3 separate regions of the Mus musculus genome follow, and regions 2 and 3 are each linked to region 1. Evidence: chromatin loops called from intact Hi-C (ENCODE). Cell type or tissue: heart. All regions are shown on one strand.

Evidence for each region. A loop is a pair of places that touch in the nucleus more often than their neighbours do. Peaks named below come from ENCODE experiments on the same cell type or tissue, not always from the same donor. Only the 100,000 strongest peaks of a DNase experiment are listed, where the experiment ranks them.
Region 2: a loop joins it to region 1, with 2.8 times the contacts of the local background. A loop is called at or near these places in 13 of 42 quality-filtered maps.
Region 3: a loop joins it to region 1, with 3.0 times the contacts of the local background. A loop is called at or near these places in 17 of 42 quality-filtered maps.

What each region holds. Positions count from the first base shown.
Region 1 is chr13:21,322,389-21,330,388 of GRCm38, forward strand. n-TTcgt4 (a tRNA gene) reads left to right here and starts at 425; the gene lies at 425-498. It overlaps n-TMcat13 (a tRNA gene), which reads right to left and starts at 4,401; the gene lies at 4,329-4,401. In heart, CTCF peaks have their summits at 3,947 (motif pointing left) and 4,733 (motif pointing left); a DNase peak (open chromatin) is centred at 4,713; H3K4me3 peaks cover 3,326 bases; H3K27ac peaks cover 473 bases; H3K27me3 peaks cover 494 bases.
Region 2 is chr13:21,231,025-21,239,024 of GRCm38, forward strand. It overlaps Gm32525 (a long non-coding RNA gene), which reads right to left. Exons shown (of 5, transcript XR_003950579.1): 2 at 4,121-4,285; 3 at 3,509-3,551; 4 at 3,088-3,353. It overlaps n-TAagc17 (a tRNA gene), which reads left to right and starts at 3,021; the gene lies at 3,021-3,092. In heart, a CTCF peak has its summit at 3,540; DNase peaks (open chromatin) are centred at 3,047 and 3,517; H3K4me3 peaks cover 1,845 bases; H3K27ac peaks cover 369 bases.
Region 3 is chr13:21,175,075-21,183,074 of GRCm38, forward strand. It overlaps Trim27 (tripartite motif-containing 27), which reads left to right and starts at 4,857. Exons shown (of 8, transcript NM_009054.3): 1 at 4,857-5,840; 2 at 6,910-7,005. The coding sequence starts at 5,421. In heart, no CTCF peak of the experiment used is centred here; DNase peaks (open chromatin) are centred at 4,837, 5,087 and 5,797; H3K4me3 peaks cover 4,120 bases; H3K27ac peaks cover 3,085 bases.

The DNA of each region.
Region 1 (8,000 bases):
GCACACAGGAGCTCACATACGGGCCGCACCTACACATTTATCTACTTTGCCGTAGTGGTCTTTGTCAGTTACTCCATAGCCAGATTTTTCTTCCTTAAATGCCCGTCCTTTAAAAAAAATAAAAATAAAAATAAATAAAAAATCTGACTCTGACTCTCGTGTGTGATGTCTTCAATCTGACCAGAGAAAACACGGGGCATCTTTTCTCAACCGCTTCTTCTCTGTAAAAAAAAAAAAAAAAAAAAAAAAAAAAAAAAACTAAACTAAAAAACAACAACAAAATCAAAAACATCTAAAAAACAAACAAACCAAAACCAGGCATCATTAGATAATGTAAACTAACTCCCCCCCACCCCCTTCCAGCCCCCACGGAGCAGAAATAAAGTGGGATAGATTCATCTCTCTTTCTCACCTGCCACAGCGTGGCTCCATGGCTTAGCTGGTTAAAGCGCCTGTCTCGTAAACAGGAGATCCTGGGTTCGACTCCCAGTGGGGCCTTCTGTTTTCACATCTTGCTAGTAGAAGCGCAATTGTTAAAGTTACTATATTTACAAAATTGTAACCTGATATGGTCCTCCCACTTTTTTAAAAACAACACAGTTTTTATGGAGATAAACCAGATTCAAAAACTGGCTAAAGAATAACTCACAGACCTCAATCACTTTTCATTAATTTACATTAAACTGTAGTAAGCTTTAGGGGCAGCCAAAATCTTAGATACGCATGATCGATCCAGACCCTAAACATCTCCAGCGCAATCAGCCACTGTGAAGGAAACTAGAACGTTTGGAGGGAGAGGCGGGGCGCTCCATCCAATCATTGCTTTCCTTTTTATGTTGTAGGAGAAGAGCCTCCGGGCTTCCACGTGCAGTTGACCACCAAATTACACCCCCAGTTCTATCTTTCACTTTGTGAAGAGGACATTAGGAAGAACACCCCAATTACCTCTTAAGGAAATGTTCAGAAAGCATTACAGATCATAGACGAGAAGCTAAAATTTCCTAGATCCAAGTATGTCTAGAGAAAAGGATATTGAGGCAGGGCGGAAAGAGCGCCTTGGAAAACTGTGACGAACATCCAAGCCAGCTGAGTCCACCGAGTGCTTTATAAAAGGTTCATGCCTCTTTTCGCATTGTCTCATCCACTAACTCAACCAACATTAACTGTTTGCCTTTTATGTGGTAGGTGTATTTCCAAAGAGGAACTATACCAGTGAACAGAGCTAACGGAAACTCTGGGGAGCCTTGCATGCCAGTGGAGGAGTGGCATATACACAAACATGAATATGTGCAGAGTGACTCTCAGCTACTGATGAAGTCTGGGGCAAAGGGATGAACTGAAGAAAGAATATGGGCTATATACCAGGTGGGGCAAGTACTGAGAGAGTATCCTGTCAAATAAAACCACTGGCAAGTGTTCTTAATTTTTTTTATACATTTATTTGTGTGTGTGTGCATACACGTGTGTGCAAGTATGTGGGTATATGGAGGTCAGAGGACAACTTGTGGGAGTCAATTCTCCCACCATGTGAGTTCTGGGGACAACTATATCATCAGGCTTGGTGGTGGGTGCTTGTACCCCTTAAGCTACCTCACTGGCCCTGTTTTTAATTCTTTTACCAAATGGAAGCAGTTGCAGTATTACCAGTATATCATGGTAAGTATCACAAGTAGCAATGTAAAATAATAAGAAATTGCCCTTAGTTGTGTCTGGATCTCACCTCTGGCCATTTTGTTGGGGACCCTGTTGAAGTAGGTACCAGTCTCCATTTTCTACCCTCAGCTGCTGCACACGATGGTTGAGGCACCACTGACAAATCATTTTAGCTCCATGGGCATGAGTTACAAGCTCACCAAGTAGAGTTGACTGGAGTGGGCAGATAAATGCACATAAAATATCTGAAATGGACATCTGACCCATAAATAAGTGGTTAATTAAGTTCAGTATGTGGTAAGATAATTGTTCTACTCTTTAAAATAATTATTTGTGCAAAAGGTCAGTGCCTCTCCCTACACATGCCTTTTTTTTTTTTTTTTGGACAGGGTTTCTCTGTGTAGCCCTGGCTGCCCTGGAACTCACTCTGTAGACCAGGCTGGTCTCAAACTCAGAGATCCACTTGTCTCTGCCTTCCTAGTGCTGGGATTAAAGTTGTATACCACCACTGCCTGGTTTGTCGCTTATTTTAGATGTATGAATGAACATTCTAAGCATGTTTTGATGTAAACACCCCTCCCCCCCAAAAAAGATAATTTAAGTCTTTAATCCCCTATATCTGGCATTAATGAGATTTTGTTTGGAAATAAACTCTTTCTTTGCATAAGTAGTCAACTTTTACTGTTGTCTTGTTTTATTCTGTTTTGTTGTGGGATAGGATTCCTTACAGCCCAGGCTGACTTTGAATCCCGATCCTGACGTCTTCATCTCCCAAACGCATCCTGCTTCACCTAGCAGGAAGAGTGAGCGCTGAGTTTTGATAATGATTTTACTGTGTTAAGGTGGGACACAGTCAGGTGCCTTGAGCTTTTGTGAATGTAAAGAGGAAGATTTAGATTCAGGGACAGTCCCTGTGAAGATGGAGGCAGACTGCAGAGACTTGTCACAGACAAGGAATGCCAAGTAGCTTGTGTCAAATAAGCACGATAGGAGGCCACTGTTTCAGATCAAGTTTCTCCAGGGCGTCCCCATAGAACAGGCACAAATAAAAACTAACATCTCCCTGCTGAAATGTGTCACTGAGGGAGGATTGGGGCTCAGAGTCAGAGAAACTAAATATACAAAGGCTTTATTTATTTATTTATTTATTTATTTATTTATTTAAATCATGAGCGGGACTAGCCAGGCTAGCTGTGTTTATTAGAGGCTGGTGACCACTCATTAGGAGTCTGTCCTCTCATGGAATACTGGGGATTGAGCTCTTACGCTTTTGATGGTTATGTGCCTGAGAACAGCCATTAAATTCTTCAGAGATGTATCTGTGCTGCGTTTCATAATCATAAGCTTGGTTTCTGTACAAGCTCACTAAATGGTTGTGACCTGTTGACTGTTGAGCAAAGATTTGTTTTTGTACACAGAGTGGAGGTATTGGTCAAAAGGCAGACGCCCTTATTCTGTCAAAAGATCATTGAAAGCTGTTGGTTATCCATCATCACTTGGACTCCTAAGCTTAATAAACCCTGTTGGTTTTGAGTGACTCGCACAATAACATTTGAAGCCTGACATACTGGCTCACTCATGCCTGTAATCTCAGCACTTGAGAGGCAGAGACAGGAGACTTATTGAAAGACAGCCTGAGTTACATAGAGCAACCCTAGCTTACCCCCCCAACCCCAAACAACCAATAATAACAACCTTTGTATTCTCCACTGCAATCAAAGACAGATAGTGTTCTGTTTTTTTAAGACCTGTATGTCTGTGCCCACATGTTGGTAGTGGAATATATCTAGTTGTTAGTTTGTCCTCCCAAAATGAAGCTATTGATCATCCAATAGTGGGTTATCGAGGTGGGTCTCTTCATTTGTTATAGAGTCACTGAATTGACAGCTGGTCCTCGGATGCCTTCAGAAACAACATTTCCTAGGGCATAATGTAGATGTTTCTTTGGACTTGTTATGGCTATTACTTTATTACTTTGGTTTCCTATAGCCCACAACTGTGGCAGTGAAATAAACAGAACTATATAGTAGGTCTATCCGTCTGGTTGAGACAAGCCTGTAACTTGTGGCTATCATTCCTAAGTTCCCCCAATGCAGGGATTACAGGCATGTAACACTATACCCTCTTTAATGGGATTTACTCTTAAATGTCTTAAATTTGAAAGAGCTATAAAACTCCTAGCAACTCGATCCAAGAGTGAAAGAAGTTTAACGATATTCTGAATCTGTTAATTCTCTGGTTAGCTACAGATAGAAGCCCTGTAAAGGGTTCTGTGATTTATTTTCTCAAACTACGCCACCTTCTGGTAGACATCTGAGTCTGCAATTCCTGGTCAATTGACCATGGATCAAACCCCAAGTGCCCAGAGACTTGAGGCTTATCCCAGCAGAGTTTGACCTCAGAACAAGATGCCACATCTGAACTGTTTAAAACCTCTAGATTTGTGTCATTTTCTAGAGGGTCACTAGGTAACTGACAGATTTATGATATTAGGCACAGTTTTAGCTTTGTGTAATGCATTGTGATAGGCATTTAAAAAAACGCCTTGTAAAGAGGTACTGAAGCAAAAGGAGAAAGATCTCAAAGGGCTACGGCCTCATTACACTCATGGTGTACGACAACTATCCTTTGATAAAATTATAGGTTTGAAACAATTTATCAGCCACTAAAACATCTGCCCTCTCTGAGGTTCGAACTCAGGACCTTCAGATTATGAGACTGACGCGCTGCCTACTGCGCTAAGAAGGCACTGAGTATTGAGCTTTGAGTAAAACTATTGATCCTAATTTTTTTCACATTTCTATAATCCTTTTGAAGTTAAATTGTTTTCTCCACCACCACCTTTCCTGTAACAGAAATCAAAAGAGCGGTGTGCCGTGTCCACCACGCCACCCCGAGCTGCAGGAGACCACCGACAGCTGCAATGTAACCCATTAAAAATCGTAAGTCCATTAAAACATTGACATCTTGTTTGCTCCTGTGCATCAAAGGCAGTTCGTGAGCGTGAACTTTTTAGAGGACAGCGGAGGCGGAAACCGCAGAAGCCGCAACCAGGATTGTTCCCTAACCGCAGGACCTGAGCGCCCTCTACCGGTTCAGGCTCCAAAACAGTAATAAAAATGAGATGGGATGGGAGGACGCACGGGGAAATAATTCGCGTAGTTTTCTTGTGTAAGTTACTTAAAAGCGCTGTAGTCCGCAGAATGACACAATACCTCACAATATCATCTAGGGCACTATCCACTGGTCACAAATAAGTTGTCAGGAAATACTAATAAGAGACACAAGTAAGGACATTGAACTTTGAGGTCAGTAGAAAACTCTCGTTTATACACATTTTCTAGAAATGAAATCCTTTGCATTTGGGGGTTTTGTTTTGAGAAAGGGTTTCACTCTGTAGCCCAACCTGTCCTGGATCTCAGTACGAAGCTCACATACTCTGGCTTCAGCCTCCCAAGTTCTGGAATTTAAGAAATAAAACTGTTATAAAAGGTTTTGGTACGTTTTATCATCTCTGCTTCACTGTGAGGAAAGTGCTAGAGAGCTTAACCCGGTTCCAATGGTGTATGGGTAGGAGGGGCACAGAGATGCGCGCGCTGCTCTTTGGAGAGTAGCCGAGTCCCACAACCTGTGGGAGCTGAGCACATCCATCCAAAAGCCTGGCTGCAAAGACCACAGCTGGAGCGTGAGATTTGAGGTTTGGAGAGAGAGCCCCCTGTTTTCTGAGGAAGGCAAAGCTTCCACTGAAGATATCTTTGAGTAGGCTGCAACAACCGTGAACAGGGTGTCAAAGCAGAAGGAGAAGCCTATTTGTAGACTATGGTGGTTGGGACATCTACAGAATAATTTATATTTAAAATGTTATAACGAAAAACAGTAAAACATACTTGTGTCTTTGACATCATTGCGGTCAGTACCAGGAATTTGCTTGTGAGGTAGTGTGTCTATGGGGGTCTAAGATACTGGATAGAGACTCTAGTTATTCGGGGATGTAACTGCAAATCACCCCTGCCAGTCTTACTATAAGCCTTGATGCACAGTGGCTTCTAACTTTAGGTCACCTTAAAGATATATACTTTTCTGCAACAAGAGTGTGAAAATGTTATTTCTAAATCTGTCCTTTTTGTGCCTTTAAAATCTTTGAAATGAAATAAGAGAAAGTTCCTAAGTTCTGCGTGGCGATGTTGCCTTTGCAATGAGCACTCATTCCTGCCCAACCCTTCTTGTGCACAGTTCTTTGGAGCAGCTATATGGCCAGAACACAGGGTTACAATCAATCTGTATCGCCTTTGCTCACACAGGCAGGCAAAAGCCTATTACTTTCCTGACATTTTACACTTTCCAGACCTGTTCTGCTTCCTTCGTCACTTCACATTGTTGCCATGATTCCCAGACCAAAAAGAGTTTCTTCCTTCTCTGTTGTGTCTCTGTGATGGTCAATTTTATGGAGCTATGTTAGTGTATATTACAGATGACAAATAAGAACTTATATTGTGTTGTGTAGCAATGTCCCATCCCAGACGAACCCTTATTAGGCCTCAGGACATTAAGGGGAGGCAAAACAATACACTGTTGTAAAGGGAGATACATATTACATACTGCTTTGAAGCCCATTAAACTTACAAAAGGAATAACTCAGTGACTTCAGGAAGTCCCTGAAACTGACCAGATTCACTAAATCCCTCGTTCTCCAAGCATACATATATAAGCTATAAGTACTTTCGAGAGATTCTGAGAGAAGCAGCGCTGTCTAGAAGAGTCTTAGATCAGCAGAGACACCTGGAAAAAAAGAAAAGAAAACAGAGATTAGCCAAGATGCCCGGAAGGTGCTCAGACTAGCTGAGCTGCCTGAGATAGTCTCTAATCTGTTGAGCTTTTTGTGAATTGTATAGCATGCTACTTACTGGTCCCCAGCTTTCCTGGACTGTCACCCATGCTGAGATGGGTTGTTGTGGTGTAGCCTCATAAGTAACACTTCACCTGTCTTCCTAGGGAAACTGAATAAAACTCATTGGTTCACCAAGTTGGACTTCAGGGCCATCCTTACCTTTATGTCCATTCCCTATCAAGTGAGAAGGCATTTGTTCATGCCTCTCTAGCAATAGCATCACACAATAATCCACATGGCAAGAGTATGTAATATTAGAGAACTTGTAAAAGTACAGTGCCTAAGTATGTTATGGTGATGACAACTTTCAATTCAGGGTTTACTAAAAGCCAAATATTTTTGTACACACACACACACACACACACACACACACACACACACACTTTATTGTTGCCAAGGGGATGCTGCTGAAGCAAAGGGACCAGAATGATCAAGGACGGAGTCTCTGGAGCACACGGAGGGAGTTCAGTCATGATCTATAGTCCAGCCTCCCTGTGAAGCAATGCTGATCTATCTCACCGTGGATCTATAGTCGAGCCTCCCTGTGAAATGATGCTGGTACTCAGCCCAGTTCTTAGGCTTTCTTTTCTTTTCTACAAAGCTGATGTTCATGTGATTGACAATTTTTTTCTGTCAGTTGGGATTTTTTTCCCCCTGAGACTCTTTAAATTCAATTCTTTCAAGTACAAATTAGAAATAGTTTTCCCACCCTTAGATTTTTTTCACTTTACTTATGCATTTTTTAGTGCATAGGAGTACATATGCCTTCAGCTCAGAGATCTACCTGCCTCATATATGTAATGAATTACATCAACTATTTTTACTTCTGATTTTTTAAGATAAAAATCAAAGTTATGGGGCCGAAGACAGCCGGCCACCGTCCGGACCAGAGGACAGGTGTCCGCCTGGCTTGGGAGGCGGCCTCAGCCTCAGCAGCAGCGGTCGCCATCTTGGTTCCAGGACTCAGCAGAACTTAGGAATTTAGTCTGAACAGGTTAGAGGGTGCGCCAGAGAATCAGACATCTTCTGGGACGGGCGGAAGCACAGAGCCGCTGAGGCAGCACCCTTGGCGGGCCGCAGACAGCCGGCCACCGTCCGGACCAGAGGACAGGTGTCCACCTGGCTTGGGAGGCGGCCTCAGCCTCAGCAGCAGCGGTCGCCATCTTGGTTCCAGGACTCCCTGGAACTTAGGAATTTAGTCTGCTCAGGTGAGAGTCTGCACCACAGAAGCTGACAGCTTCTGGGAACTGCCAAAGCAACACAGCTTCTGAGAGAGGCCCTGTTTTGGGCCTTCTTCTTCGACCAGGAGGAGGTCCAAAAACAAGATATCTGCGCACCTTCCCTGTAAGAGAGCTTGCCAGCAGAGAGTGCTCTGAGCACTGAAACTCAGAGGAGAGAATCTGTCTCCCAGGTCTGCTGAGAGACGGTAACAGAATCACCAGAAGAACAATCTCTAAAC
Region 2 (8,000 bases), 91 kb before region 1:
GGCTTTATTTATTTATTTATTTATTTATTTATTTATTTATTTATTTATTTATTACATGTAAGTACACTGTAGCTGTCTTCAGACCCTCCAGAAGAGGGAGTCAGATCTCATTACAGATGGTTGTGAGCCATCGGGTGCTCTTACCCACTGAGCCATCTCACCAGCCCTCTTTGACTTTTTCTGACTTCACCTGAAACCTAGAGAGCTGACACAGGTCTTTTAGAATGGATAATGAAGGGGAAAGAAAATTTAGGAAATATGAGTTCTCGTTAGTGTAAATATCTTTGCCAGTGTATACTGATCATTTGTAGTTTCTACTGAGTAAAACTTTATTATAAGAGATGGCTTAATCATGGTTTAATATATGCCATCCTTAATCCTAGAATTGCTAAGGAACTAGAATAGAGGTCAGGGCACCCAAAGCACTTTTGGTGTATGTAGTCTGAGGCAAGGATGAGGCTGCCAAGAGTCCCAGGCATATTTTTCACTTTTATCCAAGAGAGAAATTGTTTACTTTTCTTTGTAGTCTTTTAACCTTAAACTGCCTAACCAATTTCTATCCCCTGTTTTTCTCATTCCCTATCCCACACCAAAAGAGGTAACCATAACTGCCATTACAACATTAGGGTGATGACCAATCGAGCTCCTTACAGCTGGAATGGCTTTCAGGGTATCCCGCTAGCAGACTTAAAACTTACTGAAAAAAAAAACTCCAAGTGTATTGGTAGTTTGATTTGTGTAATGGCCAGGTGAAGGGAGGAAAGGACGTCCTTGGCTGGTGTGTGGAGGAACAATAAATTTATTGGACTTACTTTCAGGGCATAAGTGAGGGATGGGTGATCCAAAAGTAGCCACACTGGAAAGCTTTCACCCAGTATAAATGATAGATGGCTTCCCCACATCTGCATAGGTGGAGCCCCCTCTCTGTGGTCTTCCTCATCCTATTTACCTTATCTCCTTCCCAAGAGGTCAAGACAATATGCAATTAGGACTGGGTTGCAAAACATTAGCTGGGAACAGTGGTTGGATATTGAGGTCAAAGTCTAATGACCCTAATATTGCCCCCCACTTCTATAAAGAACATCAACAATCAACAAGAACAGCTCTGATGATCCTTTATAAGCAGACACAGATGGTCTGATGAAGATGATAGTTGTTTTATTTATAGAATGGGGATTTGCAATACCACCCTAATAATAGACCCAAGTTCAAACTACATGTATAGGATAATAAAATAAATATTACCTGTGTACATAGTGTTAACTATGTGACTTTACAGTTCTCAGTTAAGTCTTATAGAAAACACAAGACAGTGAAGTACAATTTTTTTTTTTTTATGCCATGTGTAGTCCAAAGAAACATGTGCCATAGCCTTGCTTTTGGGCTGTTTGTTTGTTTGTTTGAGTGGTTTTGCTTTGTTGCTGTTGTTGGTTGGTTAGTTGGTTGGTTGGTTGGACTTTTGCTTGTGCGTTTGTTTGTTTTGTTTTGAGACAGGTTCTCTCTATTATGGAGCCCTGACTGTCCTAGAACTCACTGTGACTATAAGGCTGGCCTTGAATTAATAGAGATGTACCAGCCTTTGCCTTCCAAATGCTGAAGGCAGGAGTCACTACACTGGGTTCCTCATGTCTTTTCATCTTGCTGGTGTTACTCACTTGGAGCATGATGTTAAAATCCAAGCCTACAGTCTATGCCTTTTAATTGGATTGTTTAATTCATTCATATTTAATAGAACTGGAACAGCTGGGTTTGTGCCATCATTTTCCCTTTCGGTTTTCTACATCTCATTTCTACTTCACTCTTCAAATCTTTTTTTAATAGTAAGTGAATACTTTCTAATACAGCACTTAGATTTTATTAATGATATATTCACAACATTTTTTAAAGCTTTCATTTAGGTGGCTTATTTATGTAGTTTACACTATACAAGTTCACAAATTGGGATTACCTTGTTTTATGAAAAATTAACTCCAGTTATATATGGGAAGGTCACACCTACAAAGCTCTAGGCTTTCTGCTCTTGTGATATTAATGTGATACTCATTGCATCTATCAGTTGTAAAGAAAAAATTATATTGGTATTATTAATTGACTTAGTACCTGTCACTTTCTTAGCCCAATTCTTCTTTGTTCTGGCGACATCCATTGTACTGTCATTGGCAAATGTTGCACACACATATTTCAGCCCTGTGTTATATTCTCAACCATGCATATCTTTATACGGTTGCATTATAAATCATTTAAGAGGAGAAATAAGAAAAGTACACTACTGTAATTTTATTATTACTATTATTAATTTTATGTCAGCACACGAATTAGTTAGGTTCGTTATTGCATTTTCATATCATTCACTACCTTCTCCATTGCTCCACCCCCTCTGGTTGGTCCTCTCCCTTCCTCTAAACAGCTCACTTTTCCACACTTATGTCATCTGTGATCACGTAATTATATATACCTATATCCTTTGTTCACATTAATTTATCATCAGGAGTCACAACTTTCGATCTGAAAAAAAAAACAAAAACAAACAAACAAACAAAACGCCTTTAGTTCTCTCTCTCCCTCTCTCCCTCTCTCCCTCACTTTCCCCGCTCCTCCTCTCTCATTTTTCAGTTTTGGAAACAGAGTCTCACGGTATAGTTCTGGTTTGTCTTGCAATTCTAGATAATCCTCCTGTCTCCACCCCAAGCGCTGGGATTACAGAGGAGGTACATCGTTCCGGGCTCTGCAATCATTTAAAATTAGGCGGCGGACAAGAGGGGAATAAAGTCGGACAAAAAGTATTCAACCTGGCTCTTTCCCGGGCTCAGGGAGGTGGATCCATGCACACAGAACCCAGAGCTTCGAAAAGCTGTTGGTTCGGACCCGGGAGCGCGCAGATGGTCAGATGCCAGGATTTGGCTTGATTTTCAAAAAAATCGGTGAAAATAATTATGGCCTTCGGCTTCTGTTCATACTTCCAAAACCTAGTAAAAGTCAGATTTCTGTCTTGAATGTATTCCCAAGAGCTTAGCTGTGTCGGGGGTGTAGCTCAGTGGTAGAGCGCGTGCTTAGCATGCACGAGGCCCCGGGTTCAATCCCCGGCACCTCCAGTGTTTTCAAGCCTCCATCTGCTCGCTTTTCTCCAACAAATATACTTACACTTTTCCTTGCTCGAAGAGAAAGTCAAACCCTTCCATACAATATTATGCTGCGGGACAAACAGCAAACCTTCACTTCACTTCACTGCTGCCGAGCCGATACCATCTCATAGCATCAGAAGAAGATGGAAAATCAAAATACAGCTAGGAACAGCGGTTCTCTCAGTCCAAAAACGGCAAGGTTCAGGTTCTGAAGGTAACGTGACCATCTACCTTCATTTCCAGGAAAGAAAAGGATCAATGGTAACAGGAGAATGGCACAGGTTCTCTAAATTTTCCTGTTGAAATAGCTGTTTTTACCGCATCGCCCTACAGTTCGGCACGTGGGTTCCCGGTTTGTTTTCAGATGATCCCTGGAATCCACTCACCTGAGACAGCAGCGCCGTCTGTCGGAGAGACGGTGTCGAGACCCTAGAGAGAAATCGCAATCTGGGTTAGCAGTGTACAAAAATTAGAACCGTATTTTAAATGGTAATCCAGGCCGATCCTTCGACATTAAAGTTTACGAGGCTTCCGTCTGAATGTACTTATAGATTAAGAAGATAGGAATCATGGATTTCTACGTCTGAATAATCTTCTTGCTCCTGTTCTCTTTGTTTTCTCACTTCGTGCTATTAAGATGTTTGTAATTTCTGAATCACTGTACACAGTTGAATATGTGATAATTATTTTCCTTTTAATTCAAAAAATTTGAAAATGTTGCAATTAACACTGATAGCTTATAATGTAAACCTGAACATTTGTGTCTTTGTTTTCAATTTTTAAATAAGATAAAAATCTGTGTTTGTTGCTTTTGTTCTCTCTACAATTCAAGAATGTTCATATTAACACTTTTAAGCTGTGAAAGATGCCGTTTTAATTTAGAATCTTTTGCAACTGTAATGGAAATATGAACTGAGGGATGAAGCTGGCCTGTAATGTCACCAGGGAGTTTTCAGAAATGCTCAAAAGACATGCATTCTCAGAATAAAGTGTCTTACCGTTCGGGGGTTTGGCTGTGAAGAGAGGGTAGAACTGCCGTTCAGAATCCAGGCTTTCTCTGACAGAGAAAATAGCCTGTTTTTTGCTCTGTTGATGCATTTGTACTCCTTCCCTTTTCTTGTTTCCAAAGTTGAGTTTCACAGCATCTCTTGCCACCACTGTGCCTGGAGAAAATGATTAGCAAGTTCCAGCCATGGGGACTGCACCAGTTTGCGTAGTGAAAGGAATATGATCAATATAGGAGGGAAAAGGCCCTGGTTACTGTCATTGTTTCTCTGTCTCCTGTTAGGGCTCTACATACATGGAATAGATTTCATGGGGCACATTTACCTCTGACATTTAAGGAAGAAGAAAAGAAGGGACAAAGTCCTAGACCATGTAAAGAGTTTGGGTATCTTTAAAAAATCCAGTTATGTTATGTCAATGGGTTTTTGTTTTAATCCCAGGTGTGGGATAAGAGGCTGCTTCAAAGCAGGTGATTATGATCTGTCTCATGCTCTAGTAGGGGCATAATTGTTGCTAGGTGGAAACAGTTTACATTTGGAATTCTGGGGACTGTGGAGAGGGGATAAATGCCAGAGAGGGACCTTGGCGATTCAAGAAGGCTGCTCCTCCTCCTCTTGTTGTAGTCTGCCAAATGGTTGTGAACAAAGAGACAAGAAGTTGGAGATATCCTGACATGAAGATTGGACTTGCCTCAAGGAACTCCAATGACTCTAATTAGCAGGAAGTAGTCTAAAGAGGTCTACACCCACTTTTTCCTCTAACTTTCCTCTTCTACCTAGTGTTGGGAGGTTGGAAGGAATTAGGGTAGAATAAGGCATGGAAGGGTGGTAGGTATAAGAACCCAATAAAATAGATTTAAAAATAGGGCCCACAGGTCTGCCTGAGGATAATACATACCATTGTGCCCAACTGAATTTTGATCCCAATGAGACACAGTTACCCAGTTCTGTTTATTTTAAGACTATCCTTCAACAGCCTCATCTTTTTTGTTTTGCTTTTTCCAGGAGAAATGAGAGGTTGAGAAGTTTTTGTAATTTCAGTTAACAGTTTGTTTGTGGTACTCAGACCCTCTAGGTACCACTAAGCCCCACTCTAGCTCAAGCCTTAGACAGTCTTGAAAGGAAAGGGTTATGGCTGTGTGAGGCCTACTGCTTCCCTGTGAGGGGTGGAAGTTGTGTGGATGTAAATGTCCTTAAGGCTATCCTAACATTCAAAATGCTGTGCTGTATTCTTTTTCAAAGGCATTTCCAATATTACCCATCCCAATTCAAGCTCTACTGACTAAAGTCTCCCACGGTGCCTGGTTCCATGATCTGAAGTCACAAGTGCCTCCTTACACCCAGTGATAAGAAGAAATTAAGCCAGGAATGGGGGCCCAAAGACTACAACAAGATGGTTCTGGAAGGACCTTGAATACTACCTTTGAGATGGGTTGGGCGATGCCCAGGGCCTGAGTGCAGGCTCCTGAATGTCCCACACAGAAACACTCAGTTCCCTGACTGGTTTTCATTTCCTGTACACAAACACATGATACAAAATGTTTATTTTAAACCTACACAATTTGGACCTTGTAGTGGTTAGGTTTTTTTAAGTTGACAGAAAAGCGACTTGGGAAGCAGGAACTCTCAGTTGAGGAATTGCCTCTATCAGACTGGCTGTAGGCAAGTCGCTGGGGGCACTTTCTTGATTAATGATTGATGTGGGAGGGCCCAGTCCATTGTCTGCAGTGCCAGCCCTGGGCAAAAGGTCCTGGGTTATATAATAAAATAAGCTGAAGCTGGGCAGTGATGGCACATGACTTTAATCCCAGCACTAGGGAAGCAGAGCCAAGTGAACTCTGAGTTTAAGGCCAGTCTGGTCTGTCTATAGAGGGATTCCAGGCCAGCCAGGACTACACAGAGAAATCCTGTCTCTAAAAAAACCAAACCAAACCAAAGCAAAACAAAACAGTAAGTGGAGTAAGCCAGTAACTGGTTTCTACATAGCTTCTGCTTGAGTTCCTGCCCTTGCTTTCTGTTATGATGGAGTCTAACTTCTAATATGTCTTAAACCCTGTTTCCCTAAATTGCTTTTGGTCATAGTTTTATCACAGCAACAAAACTGCGGCAGACTCTGAGCCACAGAACCTCTTAGGCGGATGTCAGAGTAGATGATGTACACACACACAGTCTCTTAGTTTCCCAGCCGGAGGGATTGTAGCTAACGTGACCACATCTGGAATCAACTAAATGCCAACCGTCTGAGCACATCCGGGGGAGACTTTCTTGATGAGATTATTTGAGATAGGAAAATACACTCTAAATCTGAGCTTCTCCTGGTGACACCTCACAGAAAAGGACAGGAAAGATGAGAGCTTTTGCTTTTTGTTTGTTTGTCTTCACACTTGCTGGCAAGTTCATCTGCTCTGTGGCTGAAGCCTTTCTGTCCTTCTCTGCACACCCCCTTCCCCACCCCGCCCTGCCCTCATAGCTCTGCTCCGGTCTGGTCTATCTGCCTGTCTACCTGTCCACTTGTCTGCCACTGCCCTTTCCCCAGGATCTCATTCTCCTCCCTTCCCTCTTTATATCAGACCTGTTGCATGGCATAATTTCTCAGAGGCACACATTAGCATGGACCCACCAGGCATCCCCTTACCGAGTTATATTTCACAGCAGTAAAATCCAGTGATTCCATCCAGAGGATACTGGGAAATCCCCTAGGAGCTGTGGAAACCAGGGGTTTCTGAATCAAACAAGAAAATGCTTCCTTATGTGTGTTCTCAAGGTCTCAGCCACCCCACCCCACCCCACCCAGCAAGAAAGATGAACTGTGACTCCGTTGTAAGGAGGAGCTTCTTGACATCTTGGGGTGAAACTGTGCGTCTGGTGATGTGCTCCTGTAAACAACCATTCCTGTTTCAACCCAGAGTCTGGCACCAGCTTGAGTGACTGTCAACACAGCCAGTACAAACGCAAGGGGACTGGCCGACAACAATAACAACAGAAAAATAGCCACGGGGATCTGCTGCTCTTGGGGTTTTGTTTTGTTTTCGATTAGAAGCAGGGACTGTATCCGCCTTCCAAGCTCAGCTCCTTCATTTCTTTCTGCCATGTCCCTGGAAGGTAAACACGAGTTGGGGGATAAGGCCTAGAGTCAGAACATTTGCCTAGCCATGTGAGAACTTGGGTGTAAATTAATATTTATACCAATAAGGACACGACACCAGAGATGTAAATTGAGGTAAAACCCTGCTAGCTCACCGAGATAACTTTATTTTCTTAACTATATACAAAGTATCTATTTACAAGCCCGATCCTACAACTAAACTACTAGCTCTTTAGAAGTCTCTATGTGTCATTCTACTGAGCTAGTCTGCCTTTCTCTTGAGTGCCTCCAAACCCAAGAGGGCCCCTTGGTTCTCTTTCCTAGAATACTGTGTAACCTGTGCCTTGCAGCTGCAGCTGCTTCTCTGTTTTCCTGCAAGTCCAAAGAGAAAATCCCTATCTGTTGTTAGGAGCTCCTTCTGTGAGACCCCGACTTAGAGCATTTCTCCCTAGAAGGTAAAGCCCCTGGTCATTCCCCAAGCTTGTTTCCCTGATCTCTAAAAATACAGCTAGAAAGAAGCTCTTTGTTCTCTATAGCCAGCAAAAAGCCTTTTGGTTTCTGAGCCTTACAGCCAGAGATGCGATAATTGTAATTTTACCAAGGACATCCAGGCAGAGAAGAACACTCCTCCCAACTCTTCCCAACTCCTCCCAACTCTCCTCCCAACTCCTCCCAATTCCTTAGCTAGCTGTTAAAAGCCCCCCTACTGTTGCAACTTGGAGTCCAACTTCCCTGCCCTGCACTGCAGAAGGACTTCGTCCTCAGCTAGCTGATAATAAAACCTCTTGC
Region 3 (8,000 bases), 150 kb before region 1:
CCCCACCCTCTTGTCTCACCACAATACAAGAACCCTCCACATACAGGGCCATGTCTGGATGTTTCTGAGAACAAACGGCAACTAATTTGCATCCTAAATGGGAAAATCTCCCTAAATCATAACTAAGAAGTTTCCTGGAGGGAGAAAAAGCCATTCTCATGACTAATAAACCTTACCCCAGCAATAACTCAATAAAATGCCCACACTTTCCCAGGTCTGTAGGAAAAGTGGATTTCTTGAAAGCTGGGTTGATCCTGTCTTTGGCCCCTTTCCTTTCGCTTTAGAAAGTTTGCCTGAGAGTTTATACTCAGGCTCAGTTATTTCTACAGTGCAGGGACAAGTTTCTCAAGTGTGTTCAGTACCCACAGGTTAAGCCAGGGGCTTCAGGATGACTCAGTGTGTGTGTGTGTGTGTGTGTGTGTGTGTGTGTGTGTGTGTGTGTGAGAGAGAGAGAGAGAGAGAGAGAGAGAAAGAGAGAGAGCGCTTGCACTGACACACACACAAATGCTAATGTATGCATATACTTTGATAATTTTTATTTTTGTGGTTATCATCGCAGCGTCCCCCTTTCTTTCCTCACATGTGCCCCTCTCCTCCCCCTTGCTCTCTCGCAGACTCATGGCCTCCTTTTCTTTAAATGTTGTTAGAGTGAGGGATCAGCAGTTAAGAACACTTGCTGCTCTTCCAGAGGTGACAGATTCAGTTCCCAGCACCTACTTTGGGTGGCTCAAAACTACTGGCACCTCTAACTCCAAGGTATCCCACACCCACATGCACAGATACATGCCTTTTTTTTTTTTTCTTAAGATTTACTTATTTATGAGGACACTGTAACTATCTTCAGACACACCAGAAGAGGGCATCCGATCCCATTACAGATGGTTGTGAGCCATCATGTGGTTGCTGGGAATTAAACTCAGGACCTCTGAGAGAGCAGTGAGTGCTCTTAACCACTGAGCCATCTCACCAGCCCACATGTAAATTTTTTTAATGTAAAAAAAACTTTAAAGTTTTTATATAATGAGGTCTAAATATGTATATTTCTAAGTGGGAAAATTAAATGGACACATTGCCACAAATATATGACTATGAAATAATGTCACAAAACTCAATTTTAAAGTTTTATTTGTGTGGTGGTTTAAATGAGATGTTCCTCATAGACATTGAATACTTGGTCTTCAATTGGTGCTACTGTTTGGAGAAAGAGGTATGGCCTTGTTGGAGGAGGTATACCACTGGAGGTGGGCTTTAAGAGTTTAAAGATTTGTGCTATTATAGGTTTGCTCGCTCTGCCATTTCCAGTTCACACATAAACATCATGTGAACAATCTCAATATAAATTCAAAACTGTGCTGTGCCAAGGAATCTCATGCCACCTTCTCTTCCTACACCCTCGACACTACTGGCCAATGTTCTGTCTATAATTTTGATATTTCAAAACTATATGGAGAGGATGGAGAGGTTCTATGGTTAAGGGCACTGGCTGCTCTTCCAGAGGACCCAGGTTTGATTCCCAGCACTCACATGGCAGCTCACAACAGTCTGTACTGCCAGTTCCAGAGGATCCATGTGCATGTCCACACATGCTGGCAAAATACTCACACACATAGAACTAACAATCCTTTAAAAGGGGGTGCAATGGTACCCCAATCATTCCAATCACTCTCCTTGCTCTTATTTACACATGAATGCACACACACACACACACACACACACACACACACACACACACACGCGCGCGCGCGCGTGTGTGTGTGTGTGTGTGTGTGTGTGTATCCTTAGCCACAGTGTAAAGATTTGAACATAGGATCTTTCCCATGCTAGGCACGTGCTCTCTCACTAAGCTGTAGCCTCCGCGTGTTTTCAATCCCCCTCCCCTCCTCCTCTCTCCCTCTCCCTCCCCTTCTTTGTCCTCTACCTCAGTGGTTCCACCAAGTTGCTCAAACTGGAAGTTGTTCAAACTGGCCTTAAACTCGTGCCCAAGTTGGTTTCAAAATTTTGATATTTGATTGATTTGATATTTGACCTCCTGTGCAGGTCAGGTTTGAGTTGATGAGTGTATTTATGTGTCCCTGTGTGTATATACACATGTGTGTTTATATATGATATAATTTTTGTTTTGTTTTTTATTTTTTGTTTTTCGAGACAGGGTTTCTCTGTGTAGCCCTGGCTGTTCTGGAACTCATTTTGTAGACCAGGCTGACCTCAAACTCAGAAATCAGCCTGCCTTTGCCTCCCAAGTGCTGGGATTAAAGACGTGTGCCACCACGCCCGGCTGTGTTTCATTTTTTTTAAAACTTGGTCTTCACTTACAAGAGGATTAATGGAGTGCGCCACCACGCCTGGTGATTTGACCAATTATTGATTGAGATCTTTAAAGTTTTGTTTTCTTGTATTGAGCTCTGGGTTGTATGGATGTTAACTTTTTTTAAGTCTTTCATATATTAAGGATACTCATCCCCTATCAGATGACTAAACAATTCAGAATTCTTATTTTGTTCCCATAAGTGTATAAAGGTTAGCAACTATACTAGGTATTGTTACCATATGTGGTTTTCCCTGGTGTCATTCTCCACCAGCCCACCAGGATAAAGTGGGCAGAGCCGATGAACAGGGTTTCAAAAGGCTTGTGAATACAAACGGAAATGACAGTCCAGCATCAGATCAACTTTATTCAGGGGAACCAAGGGCTCTCTATCGTTGCAGAAGGAAGTAGGGATCTCCAGGGTGGACAAAGGTCACTGGCTGAAGGCTAGGTAGAGATGCCTCATTAGCCTAGGGAGGCATTCCAGGAATCTCAGGTGCTTGCTGGACAGGTTTTTACGTGGAGGAAGGAGAACCTGTAATCTCACCACTGCTACGTGCAGTTCTTCAGGTAGATGGTAAGGGGGAGGAGGGCATTTCTAAGCTCTCCAGACAAGGTCAGAGAAGAAGAAGCCCTGCTGACAAAGGGAGTCCACCATTTTGTACCAAGCTCAGTGGTTTTTGGTAATGTCAGATATCAACCTTAGCAGCAGGGTTTCTCTGACAACTATAGTTGATTAAAAAAAAATTCATAGCAGCAATTTCATTCATCTAACTACTGAATCATTTCCAAGTCATTTGCAAACAGATAAGGTATTGCAATAATTTAGGCCAAGGTGGAGGAACAAACACAAAAACTGCGTGGATGGGTCTGAGACGAGCACTTGCCTAGCTTAACGTCCTGGGTTCGAGCTCTAACACTGAAAACACTGGAAATGAGTAGGCAACTCAGCCATAAAGCTCATGACAAGCCTACTAAATTAGTGGAGAAAGAGAAAACAGTTATCGCTTGAGAAAGGAGGGAGCCTGTAGCAATCCTGGAAGGGGGAGCGCTTCCTTTCCCCTACTTCCTCCACCTTGCCCTACTTACCTGGCTTGTCCAGGCCATCTGCCTTGAGGTTAGGAAAGCAGAGACCGCATGAGCCCTGGATGACAAAGCTAAAATCCAGAGCCGCACTGATGACCTAAGAACACATATCTGCCACCTGCATTTTTCATAGTTCTACACCGGCTTGCAAAACTGAATTCTTCCTTCTGGAGTAAGACTGGCACTTTCAATTCCTTTCAACTTCAGTTTTGTAGCAGAGTAGACTACAGTGTAGCCTAGGACAAATATTCTACCATTTACTGGAAGTGTGCTGAGTTGTTTTGAGCCTGGAGTTTCAAAGAGCAGGTGGGGAGAATGGAGGTTTGGATGAGCGAGACTTGTTAAGTACCTCGGATTTCTTGTCCCATAGGGAAGAATCAAGCAGAATCCAGTGAAGTGATGGCCTGGATACAGAAATTCCCTGTTGCTCAAACACAAGGGCAGGCACGGAGTCAATCCCAAAGGAGAGTAGGAAAGGCCATGGCATAAGTGACAGCGCACAGAACTGAAAACCTATTCTGTGATAAGAAACCAGGCTACAAGACCTCCTCCGGTCATCACAGGACTCTCGATTGGGCAGAAACAAGCAAGTTTTAGGTTCTACTCAATGTCATTCGATGTACTGGGTGCTTCATTTAAACTAGCGGATAAAGATCTTTATGCTCAAGCTGTGGTTTGTTTGTTTGTTTGTTTGTTTGTTTAAAAAGGTGTAACTCCTTGATGGGGAAAATTCCTGAAAGCAATAGGGTATGGGAGCTCAAGGAGGGCACTGAACTAGATTGCTGGGAGTAAGAACTTATTAGAAGAGTTATTAACGTCATGGGCAGAAGGACAACACTACAGTGGACAATCAGAATTTTTGGCCCCAGCGCCGCAGGGCCCAGGCTGGAGGTGAGGGGTGGGGGTGGGGGTGGGGGTGGGGGAGTGTTCTGAGAATGAGGCCCACGTGGCAGAATCCGGGTTGTTTCTTCGAGGGTCTCATAGGAACCCACAGCCACGTAGGTTCCTCAGCAGGTGGCAGGGAAGACGAGAGAGAAGTGTGTCGCCAGGCAGCCCTTTGACACGTCGGGTCTGGCTACTCACTTGAGGAAGTGAGACACTGGGCACCTGAGGAGCCTGAGAAGAAGTTAGGGACTCACAAGCGGGCTCTCGGTGGGGTGGCTCCCTAGTAACGGTAGAGCTAGGGAGATGGGGGAGGACTTCATGGTCTGGTCAGCACTCTGGTCGGGATTCGATCGGTCCCCATTTCACACGAGAAGAAAATGAGGCTCGGAACGATAAACCGATTTACTTTAGGGTGGAGATAGAACTGGGCTTCTCCGTTTCTGCCCCTGAGAAAAGTTGCTGATGATTAAACCCTTTTCTAGCGATTGTTAACGCCTGGAGCTGGGTGTGTCACACTGGGAGGGGCCTAGCTGGTCTCCCCGCCCAGCTTTCCGGCATTTATGCAAAGCCATCTTACTTTTAAAGGAGCCGAGGCCTAGCCACTAAGAGGAAACTCAGCAGAAGACTACGGGCCCACAGACGCTTGGAGTGACCCGACGCCACTGCCAGGGGACACTCTGCTCCCACTGCACGCGACAGCCACGACCGACTCCCGGGCTGGGTGCCGGGGACCCAGGACTGTGCAGAGGAAACCCGCTTTCCCGCCCCGAGAGAGCAGAGCGGCGCGGGAAGCCAGGCCCCGCCCCCGGCCCACCTCTTCCGCTCGGCCCTGAGGAGTCTGCGCGGCCGCGGGACCCCTTCCGACGCGGCCACGTTGCCCGGTGAGCCAGCCCGCGGCGCCCGGTTCCCGACTCCCCTCGGCTCGGCTCTCAGCCGGGCTCCGGGGCCCAGGCCTCCTCCCCGTGCTGTCGGTGAGGAGCAGCTGTGCGGGGACGGGTCTGGCCGCCCGAGAGCTCCGCGCGCGTCTGCGATCCCCGCGCCGGAGGCCCCGCCCCGCTCCGGAGCCGAGAAGCGGAGCGAGCGCGCTGAGCTCCGACAGAGCTCGGCTCCGGGCTCATGCCCTGCGGCCCAGCCGGCCCGCGCCATGGCCTCCGGGAGCGTGGCCGAGTGCCTGCAGCAGGAGACCACCTGCCCCGTGTGCCTTCAGTACTTCGTGGAGCCTATGATGCTCGACTGCGGCCACAACATCTGTTGCGCGTGCCTGGCCCGCTGCTGGGGTGCCGCGGAGACTAACGTGTCGTGTCCGCAGTGCCGGGAGACCTTCCCGCAGCGCCACATGCGACCCAACCGGCACCTGGCCAACGTGACCCAGCTGGTGAAGCAGCTGCGCACCGAGCGGCCGTCGGGGCCCGGCGGCGAGATGGGCGTGTGCGAGAAGCACCGGGAGCCTCTGAAGCTGTACTGCGAGCAGGACCAGATGCCCATCTGCGTGGTGTGCGACCGCTCGCGCGAGCACCGCGGCCACAGCGTGCTGCCCCTGGAGGAGGCGGTGGAGGGCTTCAAGGTAGGGCCGGGCCGGCGGACAAAGGGGCGAGCCGGGGGCTTCCTGGTTTGATACCGAGAAAATGGCGAGCCGGACGTGGGGCCCACCGCCGTCATTTCCTCCCTGTCGGCTGCGGAGCCTCCGCACTCAGACTGGGAAGGAGAACCTGTAGCTGGCGAGGCCAGGAGCACCCCCACCCCCACCCCGAGCGCCCCTGCTAACCGCCTCTACGCGTGCCGCGACTGGGACGGCGCGAGGAGACCCTCCCTTGACAAAGGAGATGCACATGGAGCCAAGTACACTTCCATAGGCCTTGAACGCCTCGAACTCGCTCTGACCCAGGATACCAAGCCAGACAGTCACTGTTGGCTGGCTGAATTCACATCGAGCAGTGCCCATCACTTAATCTGTGTCCCCAGCACTTCCCTGTAAACCTGTTTTAGAACTGAATGGAAATGAACAGAGCTTTTTACTGCTTAAGTAAATCATTTAGCCACTCTCAGACTCGGGAGATGGCTTATTGTGAAGGGGAAGTGAACTCACAGGACCTTTGTGGAGTGTTGAATAAACACTGGCACAGCTACACAGTAGTACGAAAACGTTACATATAAAGTAGCTCTGAAGTGATAATGATCTTGAGGGCTGCAGGGATCTATACCAACAGAGTTATATATTTGTTTAAGTGTGAGTTCATCCAAATGTCAGTCACGTTTACAAAGCTGTCACCTGTATCATTTCACTCGCTGGAGATAAGTTGTAATTTAGTAATGTTTACTGATTCTTTGAGGAAAATAAATCTTTTTTTTTTTTCTGTATTCATCTGAGAAATAGCTTACCTTTTGAGCCTCCTTACCCAGATGTCTTGTAACCGCTTCTAGGAACTGGTAGGTGGCTAGAGTTTAAATAACAAATTGCTAACACACTTGCTGGCCCCTGTGCTTTGGGCTCTTCCCAGGAGTGGCATTATGGTCTGAGAAGAGAGTCCAGCGGGGCCTTGGCATCTGTAGTTTGGGTTCATGTGTGAAAAGCAGAGTATTCTGATGCTGAGATCTGCAAAATCTTGAACTGGCCGACTATTTACTTTCTTCAGGAGCAAATCCAGAACCGACTGGACCACCTAAGAAGAGTGAAAGACTTGAAGAAGAGACGGCGGGCACAGGGGGAGCAGGCCCGAGCTGAGCTTTTGGTAAGGGTCCAGATCTCCAGCCTGCAGAGGAATTGATTGCATTAGGATAGTAAGCTTCTGAACTGCTCTGAAAATCCCTGACAGTTCTCGGCCTTGGCAGGGGTGTAGTGAGAAGCCTCTAAGCAGAGCCTATCAGCTTTGGGAGGTTTGTCCAGAGAGAACTAGCCCCTGGGAATCCCGAACCCTGGGCCTGCTTCTTGGGTCAGACACTAGCCAGTTTAAGTGGAGTGGGTGCAGGCTTTCCGGGCCTTAATTTCTTTCTGTTGGAATAGAGGTCAGACCTAAGAAACCTGTGGATCTCCAGCAGCCAGTGCTGCCGCTTCTTCCCTTGAAATACGTGTTTTGGGTTGAATCAGAGACAGTGTGTGGAAGTGAGACGAGGCTGCCAAGTGGCCTGCAGTAAGAAACACCTGTGCCAGGGTGTAAGTCACACTGCTTTGGATACATTGCATGAATTTATTTTTAGCTTTAATGTTACCTAAGATTATATTGTGTGCTTTATGACTTTGAAAGACTTATCCAGCTTAAAAGAGGTCTGAGTAGAGGGCTCTTGGAGCAGTTGAGTTCAGGTCAGGTTTTAGCAAACTTTCTGAAAAGAGCCAGTAGTAAGTAGTTTTGCTTTGTTAGTTTACACAAGCCGAATCACAGCACCCCAGTTAGTGCATGTCAAAAACAGCCGTGTGTAATACATAAATGAGTAGGTTTGGCTGGATTCAAGTAAAATCTTTCTTGACTGCTCTAGAGCCATCTTGCTGACCACTTATTTAGAAATAGTTTCACTGTGCAGCCAGGATGGGCTTGAACTCTCCATATTCCTGCCTTAGTCTCCCCCCAAGTGCTGGGAGTGTGGATATGCACTGCCTTGCGTGGTTTATAATTTCCTAGTTAGAGCTCTAGGTTTTTTTTTATCTTAAATACATTATATAGTTAAGAATGACCTTGAAGTTCCAGTCTTCCCATGTCTGCCTTCCAAGTGCTAGGAAGGAAGGAGGAAT